Linked DNA regions of Homo sapiens: regions 1 and 2 are each linked to region 3. The links are chromatin contacts, found by Hi-C or POLR2A ChIA-PET in ENCODE. All regions are on one chromosome and are shown on one strand. The core of a region is the stretch at or near the end of the contact, and the rest is flanking DNA. Distances in the headings are between cores, read along the strand shown. Region 1 has its middle 7.6 kb from the start of MDS2. Region 2 has its middle 7.8 kb from the start of HTR1D. Region 3 holds the start of TCEA3 (transcription elongation factor A3).

What was found. Hi-C counts contacts between places; a loop is a spot of excess contacts on that map. ChIA-PET counts read pairs that join two places held with the same protein, here RNA polymerase II (POLR2A). Pooled maps may share reads with other maps.
Region 1: a loop to region 3 is called in a pooled map, with 2.1 times the contacts of the local background. The contact joins the enhancer-like site here to the promoter of TCEA3 in region 3. A Hi-C loop is called at or near these places in 1 of 50 pooled maps. POLR2A ChIA-PET finds 5 or more read pairs at or near these places in 4 of 52 experiments (B cell, CD4-positive, alpha-beta T cell, H1 and 1 more).
Region 2: a map with no recorded cell type shows a loop between it and region 3 (2.2-fold over the local background). The contact joins the enhancer-like site here to the promoter of TCEA3 in region 3. A Hi-C loop is called at or near these places in 1 of 37 single-sample maps with no recorded cell type. POLR2A ChIA-PET finds 5 or more read pairs at or near these places in 2 of 52 experiments (HepG2 and common myeloid progenitor, CD34-positive).

What each region holds. Positions count from the first base shown.
Region 1 is chr1:23,618,258-23,621,225 of GRCh38, reverse strand. No RefSeq gene overlaps it. Among named protein-coding and RNA genes, the nearest start is that of MDS2, 7.6 kb to the left of the region's middle. RefSeq lists a silencer at 1,438-1,707 and enhancers at 1,213-1,713, 1,714-2,214. Within about 2 kb of position 1,630, at least 9 of the 41 ENCODE cell types and tissues checked have a DNase peak (open chromatin) inside an H3K27ac peak, as active enhancers do; they include B cell, where a contact is called at or near this core.
Region 2 is chr1:23,223,896-23,226,640 of GRCh38, reverse strand. No RefSeq gene overlaps it. Among named protein-coding and RNA genes, the nearest start is that of HTR1D, 7.8 kb to the right of the region's middle. Within about 2 kb of position 1,472, at least 3 of the 41 ENCODE cell types and tissues checked have a DNase peak (open chromatin) inside an H3K27ac peak, as active enhancers do.
Region 3 is chr1:23,422,991-23,426,000 of GRCh38, reverse strand. It overlaps TCEA3 (transcription elongation factor A3), which reads left to right and starts at 1,253. Exons shown (of 11, transcript NM_003196.3): 1 at 1,253-1,436. The coding sequence starts at 1,368. It overlaps LOC124903875 (a long non-coding RNA gene), which reads right to left and starts at 1,135. Exons shown (of 3, transcript XR_007065535.1): 1 at 840-1,135.

The DNA.
Region 1 (2,968 bases), core at 381-2,880, 190 kb before region 3:
ATTATGGAGTCCTGAACTAGGGGACCTGGGGTGCAGAGGGACAGGAAGACTAGGAAGAAGGGGACAGATTCTGGAGCAAAACTGGGGAGATAAAATGGATTGGATTGGAAAGCTGGATGAGGAGCTGAGGAGCAGACCTCACCTGGGACAATATCCAGGTGTGTTGCCCTGAGACAGAGAAACCAGAAGAGGCAGGTGGCAGGGGAGAGTGAGATGATGAGTTTGGAGCTGGTCAAGTTGAGTTGGATGCAGGGGAGTTGCCAAGCAGAGATGTCTAGGAGGTGCTGTGTTTATGAATCAGGGACTCAGGAAGGGCAGAGCTCAGCTTAAAGAAGGTAACTGGGAGTGGGTGAGTTGTCCTGGGAGGATGTAGAGGCTGCGCAGTAGGCCGAGGTGCCCATGACTGCGGAGGCAGGAGGAGGAAGGGCTGCGGGGGCCTGCAAGGGAGCTGCTAGCTAGATAGGAGGAAGACGAAGAAGGGGATCCAAACTTGCCCTGAAGTTGAGGGAGGTGACAGCTTGGAGGAGAAAGGTGAGGTCCACTCCAGAGTCAGGTGTCACAGAAGGGCTGAGAAGAGGTCACTGGATCTAGCCATCAGGGTTGTCCATGCCCTGGGCAGGAACATTTTCCTGGTGTGAGGGGGACTGGACTCTGGAGAAGCTCAACGGTGAAAAGTCTTTCTCAGTGCACCCAGGGTGAATCATGGCCCCTTCCCAGCCGAGGTCCATTCTGCCTGCTTCTTCATCCTGCCCCTCACACTCCATGGATGGTACTCCGTGCCTAGTCCTGGTTGGTCTATACACTCCAGGAGCAATCGCTAGGAATCACGATAAGTGTATTCTCCATTTGAGCCTTGTTTCAGTCAGTCCTGAGAGGTCTGTATTATTTTCACCCCCATTTTACAAATAAGCAGACTGAGGCTCTGCCCCACGTGCCCAAGACTGGGGATAGGTTTCATCCCTAACTTGTGGGTCGCATTTGAGAACAGGAAACCCACATCATCTGAACCTACAACATCCAGACTCGGTGGTTCTCAAACTTCAGCCTGCCTACAAATCACCTGAGATTCCTATGAATTCTGCTCTTGGGCCCCAAACTGCAGGAATTGATCGAGCAGGTGTGAAGCCGTATTTGGAGATGTGTGTTGTTAACCAGCACCCCAGGTGGTTCCCATGCAGGTGACCGAAGTCCACCCTTGAGGAAGCATTAACCCAACCCTGTGCGGCACAGAGGGTATTTCAGGCACTGGATTGGTCTGGACCCCAAGCAACCGGTTTCTGGCGATCAGTTAGGGCTCTGGCTGCAGCTGGGAGCGGATTGGGGCGGAGGGAGGCAGAGGGCGGTAATAAAGAAACAACAGGAAGCTCTGCTTTTATTAGCCCTGGGTAGTAGCAGCTGCAGGTGAGTAATCTGATTTCTGCGGCGTCCTGTTTTCTCCGCTGCCTGGCGGTTCCTCGACACCCACTCACCTGCCGCCAGCCACGGGAGAGAGGGCAGGGGGGAGGGAGGATGGGCGTGGGGCCCCGCCCGCCCAGGTCCCTCGCCCACGCCCACGCGGGCGCACCCGCCGCGCCGACGCCGCCACCGGCTGCGCACCTGCCGCGCTTGCTGCGGGGAAGCCAGGCTCTGCTGTGGCGGCGGCGGCGGCGGCGGCGGCTGGCGGGGAGGAGACGCGGACTCCCACTCGCGGCCCTATCGCTTGCTCCCCGCCTCCCCGCCAGAGCTGCGCCACCAGGCTCTGGGCGCGCTCCCATGATCGGAAGGCTGAGAGCCGTCTCCCAGCTCCACCCTTGACTTCTGAACCTCAGTTGCTGCTTCTGTCAAATGGGAGCACGTCCACCTACCAGTGCTAGACTGGAGAGATCAGGAAAGGGGTGCTAAAGTTACAAACTGTAAAGGGCTGTAGCGATCACCAAGGCATCGGAAGGAAACTGGCCAAGAAAGGCAAGTCTCTTAGCTTTGCTGGGCCTCGGTTTCCTTATCTGTAACATGGGAATGAGTAACCCTTCCTCATAAGCAGATGATGCTCGTGACGTGGATGGAACGCAGAGCAGGACAAGGGCAGTGGCTGCCGTGGGGTCATTATTACTGTTGCTGTTAGCCCAGGCCAGAATCTGCATTCCCTCTTCTTACTTGGATACCCCGGTTTTCCCTGGTTCTCAGCACACGTTTAGGAAATGGGGGGCTTGGATCACAAAAGGATTTTCAGGGTCAGGGGCTTGCCCAAGACTGGGGATTGGCTCCATCCCTAACTCTCTGAACCAAGCTTTCCATCTGTAAAATGGGGTTGACAACAACTTCCCTGAAACCCACAGACATATAAAGACCAATGAGAAACTCAGAAACACCTGGTAAACTGCGAAGTACTACCCACATGCAAAGACTGTAATTATTTCTTCCAGGTGCCTCTTTGCCCTAAAGAGTCAAGGATGAGTCAAGAACCAAATGAGATGAGCCAGGAGGATCCCTGTGAGAAGGGCCGGATGGCATTCCCCTTTACCCATGGAGCTCACTGCAGTGTGCAGCGATGGCCCAAGGGTGGAGAGGAAGGTCAGGCTGGGTCCTGCCCTTGGGGGCTCATGTCCCAGTTAGCCCACGACGCAAAGGCCCAGGTGTGATGGGAGCACAGAAGAGGGGGGAAGCCGACTCTCTGGGCAAGGGGGATCAGGCTGGTACAGGGGGTACTTCCCAGAGGAGTCAGCCTTGACGGGACTCTCTGAAAAATGGTTGTAGCTCAGGTGGGGAGAGGGGCAAGGCACGTGCTGGACAGAGACGGATTCCAGCAGAAAAGTCCAGAGACAAGAAAGGGGGTAGTGTGCTCAGGAAAAGGGCGTGAAACGTGACTGAAATGCAGGATGGGGAGAGGAAATGGATTCAAGATAAAGTCAAATTGGAGCCGGGCATGGTGGTGCACGCCTGTAATCCCAGCTACTTGGGAGGCTGAGGCAGAAGAATCACTTGAACCCCA
Region 2 (2,745 bases), core at 223-2,722, 200 kb after region 3:
CCAGCCTGGCCAACATGGTGAAACCCGGTCTCTACTAAAAATACAAAAATTAGCTGGGCATTGTAATGCACACCTGTAGTCCCAGCGACTTGGGAGGCTGAAGCAGGAGAATCGCTTGAATCTGGGAGGCTGAGGCAGGAGAATCGCTTGAATCCGGGAGACGGAGGTTGCAGTGAGCCGAGATCACCCACTCTAGCCGGGGTGACAGAGCAAGACTCTGTCTCAAAAAACAAAACAAAACAAAACAAACAAACAAAAAACTAGTGAACTTCTCAGAAATAGTCCTAATTTTTGTCTCCTCATCTTTTTCCCCACACCACTGCCTGGAGTCAGGACCCACACCTCTCGCGACAGCCTCCTGCCTGGACTCCCCCATTGCAGACCCTTGTCTTCCTGCATCCTATACCTGAGTTCTGGAGTTTTCTCCATATCACACACAAGTGTGGAGTAAACCTTTACTGTCTATTCAACCCCCTGATTTTTCTGGGGCACTTACTATGCACCTGGCCCATGCTAAACACTTGACCGGCATGGTTTCACATGCGCCTGCCAACACAGGTAAATACTTTTACTATGCTCATTTCGCAGATGAGCAGGGGAGGGAGGAGTTGGGTTGTGAACAAACTGGAAACCTCACACAGTCCTGTGAGGAAACTAATAAGCCTGCTTTATATTATTTTATTCATTCAGGAAATAATACTTACTGTGGGTCTAATGTGTGCAGGCCTCCTTCTAGGTCCGGGGGAACCGGGTATGGTGTGGTGCATGCCTGCAATCTCAGCACTTTGGGAGGCCCAGGTGAGAGAGTTTCACCATGTTGGCCAGGCTGGTCTCAAACTCGTGACCTCAAGTGATCCACCTGCCTCGGCCTCCCAAAGTGCTGGGATTACAGGTGTGAGCCACCATGCCCAGCCCACCATTGCCTTATTATTAATAAGAATAATTTTTTCTTTAACAGTGTGAGTGGGAACAATTGGGAATATCAAACTTTGCCTGTTTCCTTGACTGGTTTAAATGTCTTTTAATTTGCACCACAGAATCTAAAACTTACAAGTTCCTGTAGGAGAAGAATCTTGTTTTGGGATTAGACCAAAAGACCCTGTGAGCCGAACTTCTCTGGGGCAGTTTAAGCCCATCACAGTTCAATCTGAGTCCAAAGAGGCCCCTCCCTCCCTTCCCCTCGGCCACCGGCCTCAGCTCTGCCATCCCCTCGGATTCCTATTCCCCAGGCGAGGCAATCGAGCTCTTAATTAAATTCTCTCGTTAGAAGTCAAGCCCGAGGAAAACAAACAGCAAAACCTCTCCTGCGAGACTTGTCTCTTCCTGGCTCAGAGGCTCGATGCTGGAGATGGTATCACTGACTGCCCTTGGACACCCATCCCTTGCTGCTCCCCGGGAATTTCCTGTTGGCTCCTTCCCAGGCTCAGCCTCACCCCATCTGGCCCAGAGGAAATTGCAATGGGAGGTGAAAGGATGTTATCAGGCATTTCATTGCGTGTTTCATTTAGGGTTGAGTCTCTGGACTCTGGTCAAGGGGGGAGAACGGGGAAGGCTTCAAAGACAGAGAAGAGGCATGGCGAGAGGCACTGAGATATGGGCTGGGGGACACAAGGCACTTGTCCCCAAGGACAGCGGACATGTGATCACACACATACCACCCCCACACCTCCCCTGATTATACTCCAGTAGATGCAGGAACCATGGGGAACTGGAAAGAGCACTGGACTGGGAGTCAGGAAGCCCTGAGTTACTAACTCACTATGCAATTGTTTAATAGTAATCAGAGCAAAATGTATTGCGGGATTGTGTGCTAAGCGTTATGCTAAACCCCACACATGCTGGGTGTGGTGGCTCATGCCTGTAATCCTACACTTTGGGAAGCTGAGATGGGAGGATCTCTTGAGTCCAGGAGTTTGAGACCAGCTTGGGCATAGGGAGATCCTATTTCTACATAAAATTTAAAATTTAGCCAGTTGTGGTGGCATGTGCCTGTAGTCCCAGCTGCTTGGGAGGTTGAGGCAGGAGGATTGTTTGAGCCTAGGAGTTTGAGCCTGCAGTGAGCTATGATTGAGCCACTGCATTCCAGCTTGGATGACAGAGTAAAACCCCTTTGTTGCGGGAAGTCAGGGACCCCAAACAGAGGGACCGACTGGAGCCATGGCAGAAGAACATAAATTGTGAAGATTTCATTTTAATATTGACATATATCAGTTCCCAAAATTAAGAGTTTTATAATTTCTTATGCCTGTCTTTACTTCAATCTCTGAACATAAATTGTGAAGATTTCATTTTAATGTGGACATTTATCACTTCCCAAATAATACTCTTATAATTTCTTACGCCTGTCTTATTTTAATCTCTTAATCCTGTTATCTTCGTAAGCTGAGGATGTATGTCACCTCGGGACCACTGTGATAATTGTATCTAACTGTACAAATTGATGGTAAAACATGTATGTTTGAACAATATGAAATCAGTGCACCTTGAAAAAGAACAGAATAATAGCAATTTTTAGGGAACAAGGGAAGACAACCATAAGGTCTGCCTGCCTGCGGGGTCGGGCAAAAAGAGCCATATTTTTCTTCTTGCAGAGAGCCTATAAACGGATGTGCAAGTAGGAGAGCTATTGCTAAATTCTTTTCCCAGCAAGGAATATTGATAATTAATACTCTGGGAAAAGAATTGCGTTCCTGGGAGGAGGTCTATAAATGCCCACTCTGAGAGTGTCTGTCCTATGGACTGAAA
Region 3 (3,010 bases), core at 4-2,503:
CCAGCACTTTGGGAGGCCGAGGCAGGCAGATCACGGGGTCAGGAGATCGAGACTATTCCGGATAACATGGTGAAACCCCATCTCTACTAAAAATACAAAAAAATTGGCCGGGCGTGGTGGCGGGCGCCTGTAGTCCCAGCTACTCAGGAGGCTGAGGCAGGAGAATGGTGTGAACCCGGGAGGCAGAGCTTGCAGTGAGCCGAGATCGTGGCACTGCACTCCAGCCTGGGCGACAGTGCGAGACTGCGTCTCAAAAAAAAAAAAAAAGAATCTCATCTGTAATTACAGCACTTTGGGAGGCCAAGGCAGGCGGATCGCTTGAGACCAGGAGTTCCAGACCAGCCTGGGCAACGTAGTAAGACCTAGTCTTTACAAAAAATTAAAAAATTAGCTGGGCATGATGGATGGCTCACGCCTGTAGTCCTAGCTACTCAGGAGGCTGAGGCAGAAAGGATCACTTGAGCTGGGGAAGTCGAGGCAGTGAGCCTGATTGCTCCACTCCACTCTGGCCTCAGCCACAGAGGGAGACCCTGTCTCAAAAAAATAAAAAGAATCTCCCCGATAAGCTCTCACTACTCGAGAGTGTAGTTCTGGGACCAGCAGCACCCCCAGCACATAGGAGCTTGTTAAAAATGCAAAGCCTTACTAACAAAACAGCCAGCAAAGGAAGTTTTAGGTAGACAGAGGCAAACAGGAGCCTGGATACACGTGGCATGCACAGGCCGTGTGCACGATGGAGTGAGTGCAGGTTAAAGCAGAGCTGGATTTAGTGATCTACACACACACACACACACACACACACACACACACACACACACACACACGGGATTCGAGCGCACCGAGTTGCCTCCACTTGGGCATAGGCGCGGAACTGTGTCCTCCCGCTTTGAGATGCAACGGTGCAGAGACGCGGGAGCCCAGAACGCTTCCCAGGGCCCCTGGGACACCCTCGGGCGCCCTCCGCGCCGCGACCGCCGCCTGTGGCCAGGTCACAGCCTCCCAGCTCGCCAGAGAGCCCTCCTTCCCAAATCTCTCTTCGGTCCCCCGGCGCCCCTGGAAGGGCCGGAGTTGGAGGGTCCCCTCTCTCAGCCTCGTCCCTCCCCTGAGGCCCGATCGGCCGGCGCGGGCAATCAGTGCCCGGGCAAGTCCTTGAAGTCTATATTTAGTGCCCGCCACCCCTCCCCCGCACAGTTGGGAGGCGGGCGGTGGGGGGGTGGGGGTGGGGAGAGCCCCGCCCCCGCCGGGCGTGTGTGTCGTGTGTGTTTGGGGCCCGCGCGGGTTGCGCGCCCTCCGCCTTCGCGCCTCCTGCCCCCGAGGCCCTACTGCTGCCCCTGTGCCCCTCGCCCCGCCGGGCGTCGCGGGCCAACATGGGCCAGGAAGAGGAGCTGCTGAGGATCGCCAAAAAGCTGGAGAAGATGGTGGCCAGGAAGAACACGGTGAGGCTGCAGAGTTTGGGCCACGGCCCCCGCCCCCGGGAGGCGCGGGCAAGCCCCGGATTCCGGGGTGGGGACGTACTGGCGGGGCGCCATGGGGGCGCGTACGGGACTCGGGGACCCGAGGGAGGAGCGGCTGGTGCAGGGCCCAAGGCCCCTTGGGGACCCTTGCTGAGCACCTCGAGGTGGGCGTGTGCGTGGCCCAGGACGCCAGGGGGATCGTGCGGGTCCCGGAGGCGCGACTTGTGCACGTCCCTTTGGACGTGTAGGGTTCACCCTGGGCAGCTAGTGCAGGGCCCAGGAAAGCGGGCGAAGAGAGCTGGACGTGGGAAAGGACTTTGGGAGTCCCAGGGCTTGGCGTGTGCAAAGCCCGGGGAGCGGCGGCGATGGCGGGGGCGGGGCGGGGGGCAAATCCGGGTGGCCCGAGAAGTGGCAGAGAAACTTGGGCTGACGGGGGTACTGAGCTGCATCCCTGCACCCCGGAGTGGGTCTGCGGGAGAGAAGTAAAAGGCCGTGGATCCTGCGACCCCACCGCTTGGTGCGTCAGGAGCGGTTCTTTTGGCAATTTTCCCTTTCCTTGGCCTTGGGGTGCGGCCCGGACGGGCGGGGGCCGAACAGGTGCGGGGGCCCGCGGGGCGGGGGAAGGGGGCCGGGCTGGAGGCCTGTGCAGCGAGGGCGAGGGCGGAGGGAGGAGCGGGCTCGGCGGGAGGTTGGGAGCAGGGCTGACAGCCCTACCGGAGGGTCCTGGCCAGAGCGCAGACCCAGCTGGAAGTTAATGTTTGATCTTCCCCGTGATCTTTGCCTGGGGCTGGCGGCCGACTGGTCGCCTGGCCAGAGCAAATTTGGCCTTGGGTCCTGGAGGGCCTGCGCTCACCCTGGGAGGGAAAAAAAGGGAGCCTGGTGAGCATGCCCTTCCCACCTCCCGTTCCTGTTCCAGGGTCCTCTTCCTCCCACCATCCGTAGCCATGTGCTGCAGCCACCTGCATTTCCAGGACACTTAGGAGCCTGGGAAAGGAAGAGACACTAAGGGAAGTTTTAGAGCCAGGAAGAGTAGCCAAGGCCCAGGGAAGGGTCACTGGAACCATGAAGTGGCAGGGAGCCCTAGAGTGGACACTGGGCAGTCATGAGTTGGTGTCCATATAAAGGCCAGAGCCTCAGTTTCTTCATCTGTAAGAAAGAGATGAGATTATCTGCCTCTGGAGAAGGGATGTCACTGGATTCTTGTCTCTGCTGGCAGCGGTGAGGATTGGAGAGATGAGACAGAGATGTAAAGCCCTTAGTAGGACTCAGACCTGTGCTTGCTAAGAACTGGCGAACAAGACCTGCTTCTACGCAGCCAGGTCCAACACAGAAAGATACAGCACAAACCTGCAGAGTGCTGGGAGCTTCTCACCTGACACTCCCAACCTCCATGCACTCCCCGTTCCAGACTCCTCCACAATCCTCAGTACAACTGAGCCACAAGTCTTGGGGGAGCATTTTCTCAGCTGGGGTTGGCAGAGCGCAGCCAGGGATTCTGAGCCAAATTCCAGTTCAAATAGACGGGTTATCCCAGCCCAGCTCCTTACTGACCCCCA